Linked DNA regions of Homo sapiens: region 2 is linked to region 1. Evidence: chromatin loops called from intact Hi-C (ENCODE). Cell type or tissue: MCF 10A. All regions are shown on one strand. Links, peaks and the distances in the headings refer to the core of each region. The heading gives the core; the rest is flanking DNA. Region 1 overlaps KCNQ5 (potassium voltage-gated channel subfamily Q member 5). Region 2 overlaps KCNQ5 (potassium voltage-gated channel subfamily Q member 5).

What was found. Peaks named below come from ENCODE experiments on the same cell type or tissue, not always from the same donor. Only the 100,000 strongest peaks of a DNase experiment are listed, where the experiment ranks them.
Region 2: a loop joins it to region 1, with 9 times the contacts of the local background. A loop is called at or near these places in 2 of 110 quality-filtered maps.

Annotation. Positions count from the first base shown.
Region 1 is chr6:72,641,876-72,644,687 of GRCh38, reverse strand. All of the region lies in intron 1 of KCNQ5 (potassium voltage-gated channel subfamily Q member 5), which reads right to left. The region is part of intron 2 of KCNQ5-IT1 (KCNQ5 intronic transcript 1); the gene reads right to left. Among named protein-coding and RNA genes, the nearest start is that of KCNQ5-IT1, 13 kb to the right of the region's middle. In MCF 10A, for the core only: a CTCF peak has its summit at 1,266; no DNase peak of the experiment used is centred there.
Region 2 is chr6:73,109,996-73,112,807 of GRCh38, reverse strand. It overlaps KCNQ5 (potassium voltage-gated channel subfamily Q member 5), which reads right to left. Exons shown (of 14, transcript NM_019842.4): 7 at 1,405-1,500. Among named protein-coding and RNA genes, the nearest start is that of KCNQ5-AS1, 32 kb to the left of the region's middle. In MCF 10A, for the core only: no CTCF peak of the experiment used is centred there; no DNase peak of the experiment used is centred there.

The sequences.
Region 1 (2,812 bases), core at 187-2,686:
CCTTCCCCACAGCCCTATTCGCTAAAGATAACTTTCATCTAGTAGTTTAATCCTTCCAGAAACTTTCCATTTATATACATGCATACATGCTGTCTATGTATTGCTGATCCTCATTATTTGTGGATTTCATATTTGAGAATTTATCTACTCAAAATTGATTTGTAACCTCTAAGTTAATACAGCACTTTTGAGGTCATTTGCAGACATGTGCAGACCAGCCAAAAATTTGAACCTCTCCTCTCACATATGTTCCCAGCTAACACTGAACCAGACTGAAGGGTGATCTAGCATTCCTAAGCACAGGAAGGCTGTGATGTGCCTTACGGAGAAAATATGTGTAAGATAAACAACATTCAGGTATGACTTACAAACTGTGAGTTCAGTGTTAATGAATCAACAATATATATTAAATAATGTATCTTTAAACAGAAACACACATAAAATAAGGTTATGTATTGATCCATTGATGAAAATGTTATGACCAAAGGCTCATAGGACCTAACCCTGTATTTCCACTAGGAGCAATGAGTCGGTATTTGCTAATTCAGTATTTGCAGTGACCTTATGGAACAGAATGAGAACAACCTACTATGTGTGTATTTTTTAATTTACAAAGTGTATACCTGTTATGTGCTGTACATACTGGTTTATACCTTGTGTGTTTTTTTTTCATTTTAGAAATCATGCTATACCATGTCATACATATCCACCTCATTCTTTTCAAAGGATGCAGTATTCCCTTGGACAGTTTTGCCATCATTGATTTAACTAGATGCTAATAACATAGTTTTATGTTTTTTCTAGACTTTTAAAATTAGAAAACAATGTTTCAGGGAACATTCTTATGCTTACATCTTTGCAAACTATCTAAATTAAAGAAATCTCTAAATTAAAGAAAATTCTGGTTTCTGTGACAAATACATAACAGCTGTGGCTGTCTTTAGGAGACATCAAAAAGTTTAACAGATTGATAGGTTTGAGTATCCCTTATCTGAAATGCTTGTGACCAGAAGTGTTTTGGCCTCTCCAGGTTTTTTTTGAAAATTTGAAATATTTGCAGACACTTACTGTTTGAGCATCCCTAATCCAAAATCCAAAATCTGAAATGCTCCGATGAGCATTTCCTTTGAGAATCATGCCAGCACTCAAAAAGTTACATATTTTGGAGTATTTTGGATTTCAGACTTTTGGATTAAGGATACTCAATCTGTACTACATAGGGTGCAGACTTGTCCTGTGAATTTAATGTGGCTGAACAGCAGCACCACACTGAGGATGTTTAGCACACATCAAATAATTAGACTTCCTTTGGTATGTGAAGTCAGGGTTAAATAACTGCAGGGTGCCTTTAACTGAGGATCAATGGAAAATGCTCTGTGTTTGTGTACAAATCTCCATGACCAAAGGAGGCCTTTTTTAAAATAACTTTTAAGTTCAGGGGTACATGTGCAGGTTTGTTATTTAGGTAAACTCTTGTCACAGGGGTTTGTTGTACAGATTTATTTTGTTACCCAGGTACTAAGCCTAGGACCCAATAGTTATTTTTTCTGTTCCTCTCCCTCCTCCCAACTTCCACCCTCAAGTAGACTCCAGTGTCTGTTGTTCCCTTCTTTGCATCCACGTGTTTTCATCATTTAGCTCCCACTTATAAGTGAGAACATGCAATATTTGGTTTTCTATTATTGTGTTAGTTTGCTAAGGTTGATGGCCTCCAGGTCCATCCATGTTCCTGCAAAGGATATAAGCTCATTCTTTTTTATGTCTGTGTAGTAGTCCATAGAATACATGTACCACATTTTCTTTATCCAGTCTACCACTGATGGGCATTTAGTTTGACTCCATGTCTTTGCTATTGTCAATAGTGTTACAATGAACATACGTGTACATGTGTCTTTATGGCAGAACCATTTATATTCCTTTGGGTACATATCCAGTAATGGGATTTCTGGGTTGAATGGCAGCTCTATGTTTAGTTCTTTGAGAAATCATCATACTGCTTTCCACAATGATTGCACTAATTTACACTCCCACCAACAGGTTATGAGAGTTCCCTTTTCTCCACAACATTGCCAGCATCTGTTATTTTTAGACATTTTAACAATAGCCATTCTGACTGGTGTGAGATGGTATCTCATTGTGGTTTTGATTTGCATTTCTCTAATGATCAGTGACATTTAGCATTTTTTTCATATGTTTGTTGGCCACATATATATTTTCTTTTGAAAAGTATCTGTTTGCTGGACTTAATGCCTGGGTGATAGGGTTGATCTGTGCAGCAAACCACTGTGGCACACGTTTACCTATGTAACAAACCTGCACATCCTGCACATGTACCCCAGAACTTAAAATAAAAGTTGATAAATAAATAAATAAGAATTTAAAAAGAAAAGTGTCTGTTCATATCCCTTGCTCATTTTAAAAAACAAAACAAAATGTTTAATGGGCAAAGGATATGTGTGTTTGTTTTTTACTCGCAAAATGTTTGTTTTTCACTTGTAAATTTGGGAGGCCTTTTTAACACGCTCTTTATCTAGTAGGGCCAAGCTAACCCTCTTCCCTAGGACAAATAGCAATAGCCATGTATAATAACAAGGGGAATTAAGCCTCTACTGCCTTACATCCCCCTTCCCTTCCCCAAGCTGTGTTTGGGTAATAAACGAAGTAGCTCTGAATCAGGACCATCAGCGTGGAGGTTAAGAAAACTGAGAGAAAAGATTGTAGATATTCAAAAATTGTGAGAGTAATGAGGCGTAGAGAATTGTTCATAAAAATAAAGGAGAACCCTTCATTTTCTCCAGTCACCTCTCTGTCT
Region 2 (2,812 bases), core at 25-2,524, 470 kb before region 1:
ATAACTGAACCATACTGCCCCCTTCTTTCCCCAGCTCCATGTCTGTGGGAGGCACTGCATATATCACAGTCACAGATAAACACTAAAGGTAGGGGTTGTGGTGGTTATCTCCCACCAACCCACCCACCCAAACCTACAATCTAAATTAAAACAGTGTGCTTGTGGCCGGGAGCCGTGGCTCATGCCTGTAATCCCAGCACTTTGGGAGGCCGAGGTGGGCGGATCACGAGGTTGAGAGATGGAGACCATCCTGGCTAACACGGTGAAACCCTGTCTCTACTAAAAATACAAAAAATTAGCCGGGCGCGGTGGCGGGTGCCTGTAGTCCCAGCTACTCGGGAGGCTGAGGCAGGAGAATGGCGTGAACCCAGGAGGCGGAGCTTGCAGTGAGCCGAGATCGCACCACTGCACTCCAGCCTGGGCGACAAAGCGGGACTCTGTCTCAAAAAAAAAAAAACAAAACAAACAAAAAATAAAACAAAACAACAACAGCAACAAAACAGTGTGCCCGTTACTGCAGCTTTAAGGCAAGTTTCCTAGGGCCTTGGAGCACCACTTCAAGACCCTCCAGTTTAGAAATTCGGTAGCTTCCACTTCCCTAGCAGGAGGGGAGAAACTTTAGATTGTAGAATTATTTTGTCCATAACTAAATGTCAACTCTACATTATGAATCTAACAAAAAATATATTTTGTGATTCTTAACCTGGATCTAGGATGGAAAATATATGGATGGCAAAAGGAGAAGCATTCCTTTTAGTGCTGAAGCTAATCCTGAGTTAGTGAAAAGAAAATGAAATACTAAATAACAACCTATGTATTAGGAGCTAGCTTCAAATTATATACTTATTGTTTAATATTCTCAAACACTGATGTATTCCATAGTCCCATCAGCTCTCAAAATAGGATAGCTATTTCCGCTAACTGCCCTAGATGGCACTAAAAGCAATTTCACAGGTATTAAACCTTGACATTCTAAACAAATATGTTGTTCTTTAAAACAGCAACATACATCTGGCTGGAGAAAGTAATTGGAATGCAGGGAACAATGCCCTGTTCTGCTCCATCACTTAATGATCAATTACGTTTCATCAAGTAATTCATAAGACATATTAGATAATTCCACGAGCCACACAACTGCTAACCTTTGCATGGCCTTGCTGACATGGTTACTTAGTCTGAACAATGCATGGACCATTTGCTAAAAATACATGTGTTTCAGTTTGGGAGAGGAGGAACAAATCCAAGACTGTCCAAATCCAAGACTGTACATTAAGTTCTGACTTCATTTTATAAAAAGGAACAAAGCAGTAGTTCTACCAAGCAATGAAGCACAGAGATTGGAAAATGACCCATCAAGCACTATGGACACAAATGTTGCCATCTACCTATTACATTGACATTTACCTGAATGAGGTTGGCAGCTGGGTTCCTTCTTTTCTCAAAGTGTTTCTGGCGGTGTTGTTCTTGTACTTTTAATGCAAAACCTGAGCCAAGAATGCCCTGGAACAAAATACAAAAATGGCACTCAAAAATTTCAAAAGCACTGTTAAATAATACAAATATTAAAAAGTCACTAAAATGAGTCTGAGAGAAGACAAACGGTATGTAACCTGTCCATAAACATGTTACTTATTAAAATAAGCAGTATTTATCTCCATTATAATACCAATAGCCAATGGCAAATTGTTGGGCAATACTGCCAGGAGATACAACTTCTGTTCTTTAGTAAGTCAATTAGGCATTGTCATTTATTATCTTTTGTGGTATAGCATAGGCACCATGATTATAAATAAAATCACAATAAAATTTTTTTGTGTGTGTGTGGCCTTCTCTGTGACATTTCTTTTTGCCTAAGTTAGATTGAATGGTCTCATCCAGTGATGGAATGTAGAGAACATGAATTTCAACTTGGGACAGAGCTGGATTTTAAATCTGAGGGAGTTAAAGTCTCACTGCTGTGAACATGGGAATACTTCTAGCACTTTGATGAGACTCTGAAAGTTAGATTCTCTATTCATGAAATGGAGGAGAGAGGACTGTATAAAATCTGTCCCAGCTGTAGTTCTTTATAATGTTATAACTGTACACCTACTAAAAGAAAAGTAAAATGGAGAGCAGGGATACTCAGTTTTGAAGATATAGAGTAGAAGGTTTTCTATTTTGCCCATTTGTACACTAGAGACAAGAACGTGGATCATTGCAAAGCACATTCCCATTTTAATTCACACTTTTACCATTCCTTGCCTTTTTTATTTTGGCTCACCTATTCAGTTTTTGGGATTAGTAAGATTAGTATTCCCTTCTAGGTTTACATTAGTTTTGGGCCAGTTTGCTTTTCTTCTGCTTATCATCTTGATCTGCCAAAATTCTGGTTCTTTGATGTCCCCCACTCTTTTCAATTTGCTCTGGTCTACTAACATTTGTAAAAACAAGATGCTTTGTCTCAGCCTTGGGTTGGCTTTTGGAGCTTGCTAAATTCAGTCTCTGGGCTTTGTCTTTAACTCTTGAGTTTATTAGCATGGGGCTGGGAGCTCTGCTGCTTTCAAGTCTGTGGATTTTACTTGCTAGCTATAAATTATTAGTTTTTTATTAAACTTCAAGGAGTCTAACCCTTTGGTTAGAGATGGACATTTTATAAGCACTAAGTCAGTATTTGCTACAGGTAAGGAATGGTTGCTTTTCTTTTCTTTTTATTTTTAGAGTAGCTCAAAGATGGTTCAAAGATGCTATAGGCTGTCTGGAGAGGTGGTGGGTTTTTCATTTCTAGAAGGTGTTAAGTCTCAACTGAATAACAACTTGGCTGAGATATTTT